Linked DNA regions of Homo sapiens: region 2 is linked to region 1. A link is an interaction called in ENCODE POLR2A ChIA-PET data of the cell type or tissue named here. Cell type or tissue: HepG2. All regions are shown on one strand. Each heading gives the region's core, and the rest is flanking DNA. Links, peaks and the distances in the headings are about the cores only. Region 1 has its middle 7.9 kb from the start of PICSAR. Region 2 holds the start of LOC107987303 (a long non-coding RNA gene).

Region 1 (4,374 bases), core at 231-4,230:
CCTCGCTGTCACACTAGGTCCTGTCTGCCTCCGTGCTGGAAACTTCCTGGGCCTCTTGTTGCACTCAGAGTTCAACCCTAACCCCTCTCAAGGCCCAGGGGCCTGGCACACTGTTTCCTGCCTCCCTGCCCCTCGCCGCACCTCTCTCGGCTCCCCTGGCCCGGGCTGAACCTGCCAGCTTCGCACCTGCTGCCCCTTCTGTCTCCGCCCAGGGCCCCGAGTGGCTCCTCCCCCAACCAGGCCCTGCTCGGCGGGGGCGGCCCCTCTTGTCTCTCTCCCCTCTGCCACTTGGTTTCTCTCTGCCCACAGTGTGTGTGTGTATTGGCTTCCTGCTGTCTTCCCCCTGGGAACAGGAGTTCAGATCCCCTGAGACAGGAATCATACAGGGTGGTTGCAAGAGGATAGAAAATTCCAGGCAGCAGTTTTCCAGGACCAGCCAAAGGGAACTGTTGAAATAGATTTCAGGCTGTAAGACCCTGAAAACCAGAGTGCGGGCCCAGCTGGCTAAGACCAACTGGACCCACCCCGGTGCTGGATTTGACCCGGGTTTCACCTAGGACCTCATGATACGCTCATTAACATCCTAAATCCCAGGCCAGGTGTGGTGGCTCACGCCTGTAATCCCAGCACTTTGGGAGGCCGAGGCAGGCAGATCACCTGACGTCACGAGTTCAAGACCAGCCTGGCCAACGTGGTGAAACGCTGTCTCTACAAAAATACAAAAATTAGCTGGGTGTGGTGGCATATGCCTGTAATCCCAGCTACTCGGGAGGCTGAGGCAGGAGAATTGCTTGAACCCGTGAGACAGAGGTTGCTGTGAGCTGAGATCGCACCACTGCATTCCAGCCTGGGTAACAGAGTGAGACTCTGTCTCAAAAAAAAAAAAAAAAAAATCCTAAATCCCACACCCATGGGTGCCAGGACAGTTCTGGGAACACCCATGTTTGGAGTAAAAACTGGTGGGACCACAGTTCTGAGAAATCTCCACCTTTTTCCAGGAATCTTCTTGGACTCTGCCCCTTGGTTTAAAAAAAAACCCATAAAGGCAGCAGCCCCAAACCTCACTGCGCGACTGTCTTGTGAGTCCACGCGAACTCCCCTCTTGAGTGTAGACTTTTCACTTTGCAATAAATCTCTGTACTTTGACTATTTTCGGACTTGTCCTTGAATTCCTTCTCGCGGTGGTGTCAAGAGCCCTGACACTGGCTGGGATCGAGGTCCCATCAGCGTCTGGGGACCTTGCACAGCCCATCAGTATCACCCTCAGATGAGCCGAGGGCGTGCAGGTCCCAGGTCCGCTTGGTGCCGGTGGCATGAGTGGTCGGTCTGTGAAAGCCAGGGGACCCACAGCAGTGCCAGCCCCCAAGGTAGGGCCTGCTTGCCCACAGCTCCCCCAGGTGTGAGCCCGCCCTGTAGCAGCAGGCTGCCCCTGGTGGTACTGCAGAGCCCAGGGTGAGTTCAGCTCTGTCCCCAGAGGGCCGGTGGGCCTTCTGCTGGCTGTTTGCACAGCTCGCTGGGTGCGGGGCAGCCTTGGCCTTTAGCCGGGGCCTCCCTCTCCCTGCAGGGGGAGTCCCCAGAGTCACCAGCCTGGCTGCTGTTTCTGCAACGCCCCCACCACGCCCCACCACCATCAAGGCCCCTCTGCCCCTGCCTTCACCTCCCCAGGACTGGGGCCTCCATCTGCTTTCACCTCCCTGGGCTCCCAGGTTCAGCCCTCCAAGAGTTGCTGCAGCTTTACTCTTTCTCTTCCTTTCACTACAGATGCGTTCCCCCCTCAGTTCCAGGTGTGCGTTGGGGACAGAGACAAGGGCATTGCCCAGGCTGCCATCCTTAAGAAGTCTACGTGGGAAATGGGTAACCCACAGGAACAGACTTGGGTCAGTGGCAGGCATGTCCCATCCAGACACCTCTTCCCCAGCTGCTCCCTTCGGGCTCAGGTGCCGCCTCCTCTCTGCAGCCTCCTGCCAGGACCTGTCTGCCGGAGCTTCCTTCGCTCAGCCCTGAACCCCGCCCACCACTCCCTGCAGGCACAAATCCCTGATTTCTGTCCATCTGTTCCTTGCCTCTGAAATGTCACCATTGGGTGTTAAAGGGTCTGGAGGTGACCTGAGGCAGGTGAGATAGGGGGACCATGAGGGGGCCACTCCTCAGCCCTGTGCTCTCTATTCTGCCCCTAAGAGGAGCTAAGGAACAGTTCTTTGGTCTGATTGTGACACTGCATCCTGTGCTTTCACTGTGTGGTGGGCTGAGTGATGGCCCTGGAATGTCCGGGCCCCAATCCCTGGAAAGTGACCTCACCTGGCAGGAATGTTTGCAGGGGGGACTCAGTGAGAGGCCCTGAGACGGGGGATTATCTCGGATCATCCGGGTGGGACTGAGGCGCCTCTGGTGTTCTTAGCAGGGGAGGTCTGCCCCACCAGACCACGTGTCACCAGCGCTGTGCTGCTCTGCTGGCCACGAGAGGGAGGCCAAGGGGGCAGCGCGGGGGCTGAGGCGGCAGGAGCCTCGAGGAGTCCTGCAGACACCTTACACCTTTATTGTGCCCAGTGAAACCACTTTGGACCTGGAGCTGTGAGAACGTCCATTTCTGATGTTGCAGCTGCCTGCTCTGTGGCGATTTGTTGCAGCTGAAGCTCGTGCAGCTCGGCAGTGGCGTGGTCTGTGTTTCTCGGGTTGTGTGGCCCCCATTCCTGCTGGAACCGGGGCAGTGAGCCGAGGTGCTGGAGGCCCTGGGCGGGGCGGTGTGTGGTCCCCTCAAGGCTGCCCGGCTGTGAGGACCAATGTCTGCACCACCTCTATCAGCCGGCCCTCCTGCGGCAGCTGGGGTCGGGCGGGGTGTGGGGGGCGTGAACACAATGGGCCAGAACCCAGGTGTGGGCTCGAAGCTTCTGTGGGGCTGCTCCATGCGGGTGCTGTTCCCAAATAATTATCTGGTCAAATGTGACGCGGTCCTGCAGACTTGGCATACTGGGCAGAGCCTGACAGGCTCACACACTTTGAGCAGAAATCCCTTTTTCAGAAATTGCCTCTAAGGAAACGCCACGCGTGGGGATTCAGACGTGCAATGAAAGGGGCTTGATGCGGCTGCTCCTCAAATTTTGGTGGATTTGGTGGGAGGCACCACCCCACCACACCTTCTGGTGCGTTCCCTGTAGGCCGCTGTCCAGACAGACGACCTGGCCCCAGGGTTCCAGGCAGGGTCGGGGCTCACCGATTGTTGCTGGAGAGGTTGGAAGGAGGGGTGAGTGGGGCTGCCCCTCAGTGCCTTGGCCCTGCAGCTAGAGGTCACACCCTGGCTTCGGCGTTGGCAGTGGGTCCCACGCGGGCCTGTGCCGGCCTCGCCGTGCGGGCACCCCTCTGCTGGGATGGGTCTCAGCAGAGATGGAGAATATTGTGCTGTTGAGAACACTAAACGTGTTAGCTGTCGGTGAGACTATAAGTGATTCCTACCATTTTCTTCATGTATCTTTGTATTTCTAGATTTCCTACAATAAACATGTATTAAATTACTATTCTAGTGAAAGAAATAAAAGACAGTAGACTTCCACTTCTAGACAAGATGGAGTGACAGGGGCTGAATGTACTTATCTGCCCAAAACAACTAAATAAGAGACAAGACTATTGAAACCAGGGTCCTCAAGGCAATGGGCATCAGACAAAAAGGAGCCGTGACCCGAGAAATGGGACACGGACGCGATGAGCCCTCTGAGGGCCCGGCCGACCTCCCGGAGAGAGTTTCCAGGTCACAGTGCTGGGAGGTGACGCAGGTGGAGCCAGGGATCTCCTGAGTTGAGGACGCTGAGAGTCGGGGAGACCAAGGCAGCCACAGCTTGCAGGGCAGAGGGTGAGAGAGGGGAGCTGCACCTAGCGAGAACCCTGGAAAGGCACAGAGGGCCCCTGAGAGGCAGCAGAAGGCTGATGAGCAAATTGAATCTGTAGTTAAAAATCTTCCCCTCTCACATACAAAATAACCCCGGGCTTAGACGGCTTCACAGGGGAGCTCCAGCCAACATTTAAGAAAGAGCTAATAGCAATTCTACATAAGCTCTTCCAGAAAGTTGAAAAGCAGGGATTTTTCTCAAGTCCTTCCAGGAGGCCAGCATGATCTTGATATGAAAACCAAAGACATTACAGGAGAAGAATATAGGAACAAGCATCCCCCTTTAGAAGTCCTAAACAAAAGCTTACTAAATTGAACCCAACAACATATTAAAAAGATGATACATCATAACCAAGGAGAATTTTCCCCAATATATCAGGATTGTCTTAAGGATTGAACACGTAAAAATCAATTTAAGTCACCATATTAACAAACTGAAAGAAGAACAATGTGATTGTCTCAATAGACACAGAAAAAGCATTTGACAAATTCCA
Region 2 (4,374 bases), core at 90-4,089, 100 kb after region 1:
TGCTCTTCCTCCCCTCCTGCCCTGCAGCTCTGCCGGCTTAGCCTCAGGGCACCAGAGGTGACAGTGGCCAGGCACCTGTTTGCCCGAATGCTGCCCTACATCTGTGCCTTACCCATTCCCATCCCCCAGGGAGCTGGCACAGGCCCTTCGACCACCTCCAGGCACATGGAGGAAACTGAGGCAGATAGGCCTGATGGGGTCTTGGTCTCTCAGGCCTCAGGTGAGGCCCTGGACCTCCGTGGGCCATCCTGGCTGCTGGGCAGAGGGGCTGCCCTGCCCTGTTCTCCCACAGAAGGGAGGCTGGCTGCCAGGCTCAGTGCACTGCCTTACCTCCTGGAGCGGACCTTCATCCCCAGCTGTTTGTCTGGGCTCAGCCACTGGCATTGGGGGGTGGGGCAGGGCCTGGCTTCTCTTGTGCCCCCAGCTCCAAGCCCCCCAGGGCTGCTCATGGAGGAGCAACAGTGGGGAGAAGGTGGCTCCCCACCAGCCCCCTTCCTGTGGTCAAGGTTGGGGTGCCGTGGTCTCTGAGCCAATCCTGCTGGAATCAAGGTGCACCCCCTCTCCCTGTGGGCAGGTGGGAGTGCCCGGGGTAACTGGGCACCAGGTCCATATCTTGCTGCTGCTGGGGCCCTCAGTTTCCCCATTTGAGGGTATGAAGTGTTTGCATGCCACTGGTCACGACTGTGTTAGGGGCGGAGACCTCATGTCTGCGGCCCCAGGGAGAGCGTGGAGCTGGGGTGTGAGTCCTTACCAGCCTGGCTGGGGCTGCCAGGGGAGGTCTGCACCCCCTCCCCACTTGGCGCAGCTGCGACCTGGGGGAGTCCTGAAGCCGGCTGGACCCTGCACCCTGGGGGAGTCCTGAAGCCGGCTGGACCCTGCACCCTGGGGGAGTCCTGAAGCCGGCTGGACCCTGCACCCTGGGGGAGTCCTGAAGCCGGCTGGACCCTGCACCCTGGGGGAGTCCTGAAGCCGGCTGGACCCTGCACCCTGGGGGAGTCCTGAAGCCGGCTGGACCCTGCACCCTGGGGGAGTCCTGAAGCCGGCTGGACCCTGCACCCTGGGGGAGTCCTGAAGCCGGCTGGACCCTGCACCCTGGGGGAGTCCTGAAGCCGGCTGGACCCTGCACCCTGGGGGAGTCCTGAAGCCGGCTGGACCCTGCACCCTGGGGGAGTCCTGAAGCTGGCTGGACCCTGCACCCTGGGGTAGCTCCAGCACGCACAGGGCCTCCGATCAGCTGAGGGGCTGGTGGGCACTCGTGGCACCGAGGTCAGTCCAGGCGCAGGACTTTGAGGGGGCCCAGATGGAGAGCTGGAACTGGCCTCGGCCTGAACCACAACCCCCAACGATCAGAGATATGGGGGCTTTCAGACACAGGGTGGGCCCAATGTGAACCAAAACCACCTCCTCCAGGAAGTTACAGCAGGGTGCAGGTTCTGTTTTTGACCCCAGGACGGGAAGGATCAAGGGTTCCCTTTTGACATTTTTGTATTCTGATTATAATTTTGCTGGGAACCAGGGAATGAGGTCACTGCCAAAACAACAGGACCTTGGGGCTTGTTGGGGCGTCTAAGCTGTGGGATCCTCAGATGGGCCCCTGGTGGGTGTTCCGTTGGCCTCAGAGCCCCCAGCACAGGTGCAGGGCTTTCGGGGGATGGAGGGGAGCCAGGGCCTGTGGCTGAGGGCACCCGAGCCTCCCGGGCCACAGCACAGCACCCAGCGCTGTCTTCAAAGCCGGCAGGCCCTAGTTTGGGGCTCTGCTGGCTTGGGTCTGCCCACTGAACCTTGGGTGGCCCTGCCAGCACCACCCGAGGGAAGGGTGTGGGGCAGGAACGCCCCAGCAGCCTGGGAGGCCGTGACAGGAACTGGCATTTGCTGGAGGAGGTGTGTTGATCTTTGCTTCTGACAACAGCCCCAGGGTAACGGAAATGTCTTCCTGCCCACCATGACAGGAAGGCTCCTGGGTACCCCTTCTCAGTACCTCTCCACCTTCTTGGTGCCAGATAAAAGGGTCCCAGCCAGCTATAATGTTCTCAGGTCCTGGGAGGTCAGACCCAGGGGCCCACCCCACCTAGGAAGCCCTAAGACCCCCCAAGGAGCCGACCTAGGCCTGGTTTGGGCACCTCCCGGATGGAGGGAAGGGAACCCAGGGGTGGAACGGCCCTGCTGCCCGCTAGGAGGTGCTGCCGGCCTCCAGCACCAGGCTGAGGCCTGCTTCCGTCATTTTGCCTCTGGGGCCGAGGGCCTGTGAGTGACCACTGAGCCGCCCCTGGCTGTGGATGCGTGGGTTAAGGACGGGGTGGGTGTGTATCTGGAAACAAAAGGGCAGGACCCCGGCAACTGGTGGCTTGGGCAAGTCAGGTGACTTTTTTTCCCACCTGGCAGGGACTGCAGGGCTCCTGGGCAGGCCTAGCACACAGCTTGGCACCCGCGGGCATCAAGCCAGCTTTCTCTTCCTGGCACACAGCCTGGCACCCGCGGGCATCCAGCCAGCTTTCTCTTCCTGGCTATGTTTCTGCCACAGAGAGACAGGGCCAAGCCCAGCTCTCCTCCAAGCACAGGCTCTGCTCACGGAGGACCTGGGGCACACTGGGGCAGAGTGCACACACCGGGTGTGTGGGGTTCTGGTGTTTGTGTGCGTGTACATTTGCACGTGTGTATGGTGTGTGCGTGTGGTGTGTGTGTCTGTGTGGTGTGTATGTGTGTGTACGTGTGCATGTGTATATTTGTGTGTGGTGTGTAGTGTCTTGCGGGGAGTATGGTGTGGGTAAGGGGTGTATACATCTCTGTGTGTACATATGTGTGGTGTGATGCATGTATATGTGTGGTGTGTGCATGCACGTGGTGTGTACATGCAGTCAGGCACACATCTGTATGCACGTACACGTGCATGTGTGGTGTGTGTACACGTCTGCATGTGTGTGTGTGCCTGTGTTGTGTGCCTCTGCAGGGGCCCGCTGCAGCTGTCCTGGGTGCCTGGCTGAGCAGGTGTGCTGCCCGCACTGCTGAGCCCGGGATCCCTCCCTCCCTGGCTGTTGGCAGCTGGGCCCAGTGCAGCTGTGCTGGCCTGACCCTAACCCACCCCCTGCAGCAGGGACAGGGCCCCAGCTCCTTGTCCCAGGCCAGCTGGAGGGGAGCTTCATGGGTGGTCAGCCCCAGGGGTTGGGCCTGAGACCGTCACCAAGACCCCTTCCCTCCACAGGACATGCTGGGCCTGCGCCCCCCACTGCTCGCCCTGGTGGGGCTGCTCTCCCTCGGGTGCGGTGAGTTCTGTGTTCCACGGAGGGGACTCCACGCGTGACATTCCAATCAGGGAGAACAGGGCCTGCCCTCACTTTCCCATAGACAGAAGTTCCCGGGAGGCTGGGGAAGGACCTTGCCACTGGGGGTAGGTCGGGGACTCAGGCCTCGTCTCCGCACGTGCCAGGAGGCTGTAGCTGTGCTGTTTCCCGAGGGCCCCTCTTTGCACCTGGGGGTGGTGGCGAATGCGGGGTCTCCTCCTGGAGGCTGCCTCCCTGTCTTTTTGGGCCTCCTCTGACCTTCCTGCTCTACTCCCCCTTGGGTGTGGGCAGGGCGGCCCAGAGCACCCACTCACCAGCCGGCCTCGTCCCTCAGTCCTCTCTCAGGAGTGCACGAAGTTCAAGGTCAGCAGCTGCCGGGAATGCATCGAGTCGGGGCCCGGCTGCACCTGGTGCCAGAAGCTGGTAAGTGCCTCCTGGACCCCTCCCCACCTGCCCAGCTCCTGGGTGAGGGCCCTTTCCTGCCCCTGAAGCCAGTGGCACCCAGAGGACCAACAACTCCATTTTCTTTTTGAGGGGGTCCCCAGACCCTGGCCTCACCCTCCCCTCAAGGGGCCCCTGAGGTTCTGATGTGTGGTCTGTTTGGAAACACACACAGAACACACACTTGTATTTTTTCTCAGCCATTTCCGAGTAGGTTGTAGACATGGAGCCCTTTGTCTCTTAGTACTTCAAGGGAGGTCTTTCTTAAGAACAAGGTTTTCACTTACAAAACTACGTAAGCAAGTGCAGAAACACGCGCGCTTCTGGCCCCGCATCGCCAGCACGCTTTCCTGCAGAGTCAGCAGGTTTGGGGCCAGTGACGGGACCCACCAAACACAGCCCTTATCAGAATCCAGGGGCTTTGCAGGGACAAGGTGGCCAAGAGGAAATGTACTTTGATGTAAATGTATTTTGATACATGTATATCTATATTTGATAAATTCATGTATCAAATTCAGGAAATTCAGCATTGGTATCTCATTATCATCAAACCTACACACTACGCATATTTTATTGGTTGTCCCAATGATGTCTTCGTGAGCATATTTTCCTGGTGGATTTTGTCACCCAGGCTCACCCTGTGCTCAGCTGTCTC

Evidence for each region. ChIA-PET counts read pairs that join two places held together with the same protein. Peaks named below come from ENCODE experiments on the same cell type or tissue, not always from the same donor. Only the 100,000 strongest peaks of a DNase experiment are listed, where the experiment ranks them.
Region 2: POLR2A ChIA-PET joins it to region 1 with 13 read pairs; 4 of 35 experiments call an interaction of 5 or more read pairs at or near these places.

Annotation. Positions count from the first base shown.
Region 1 is chr21:45,010,450-45,014,823 of GRCh38, reverse strand. No RefSeq gene overlaps it. Among named protein-coding and RNA genes, the nearest start is that of PICSAR, 7.9 kb to the right of the region's middle. RefSeq lists enhancers at 891-1,874, 1,875-2,860, 1,746-2,945 and a silencer at 1,816-2,110. In HepG2, for the core only: CTCF peaks have their summits at 1,430 and 2,438 (motif pointing right); DNase peaks (open chromatin) are centred at 283, 1,503 and 2,303; H3K4me3 peaks cover 1,269 bases.
Region 2 is chr21:44,909,611-44,913,984 of GRCh38, reverse strand. It overlaps ITGB2 (integrin subunit beta 2), which reads left to right. Exons shown (of 16, transcript NM_000211.5): 2 at 3,200-3,260; 3 at 3,613-3,701. The coding sequence starts at 3,203. It overlaps LOC107987303 (a long non-coding RNA gene), which reads left to right and starts at 3,711. Exons shown (of 2, transcript XR_001755083.2): 1 at 3,711-4,374. RefSeq lists enhancers at 1-244, 1,564-1,613, 4,326-4,374. In HepG2, for the core only: a CTCF peak has its summit at 2,178 (motif pointing right); DNase peaks (open chromatin) are centred at 354, 1,216, 2,204 and 3,644; H3K4me3 peaks cover 1,995 bases.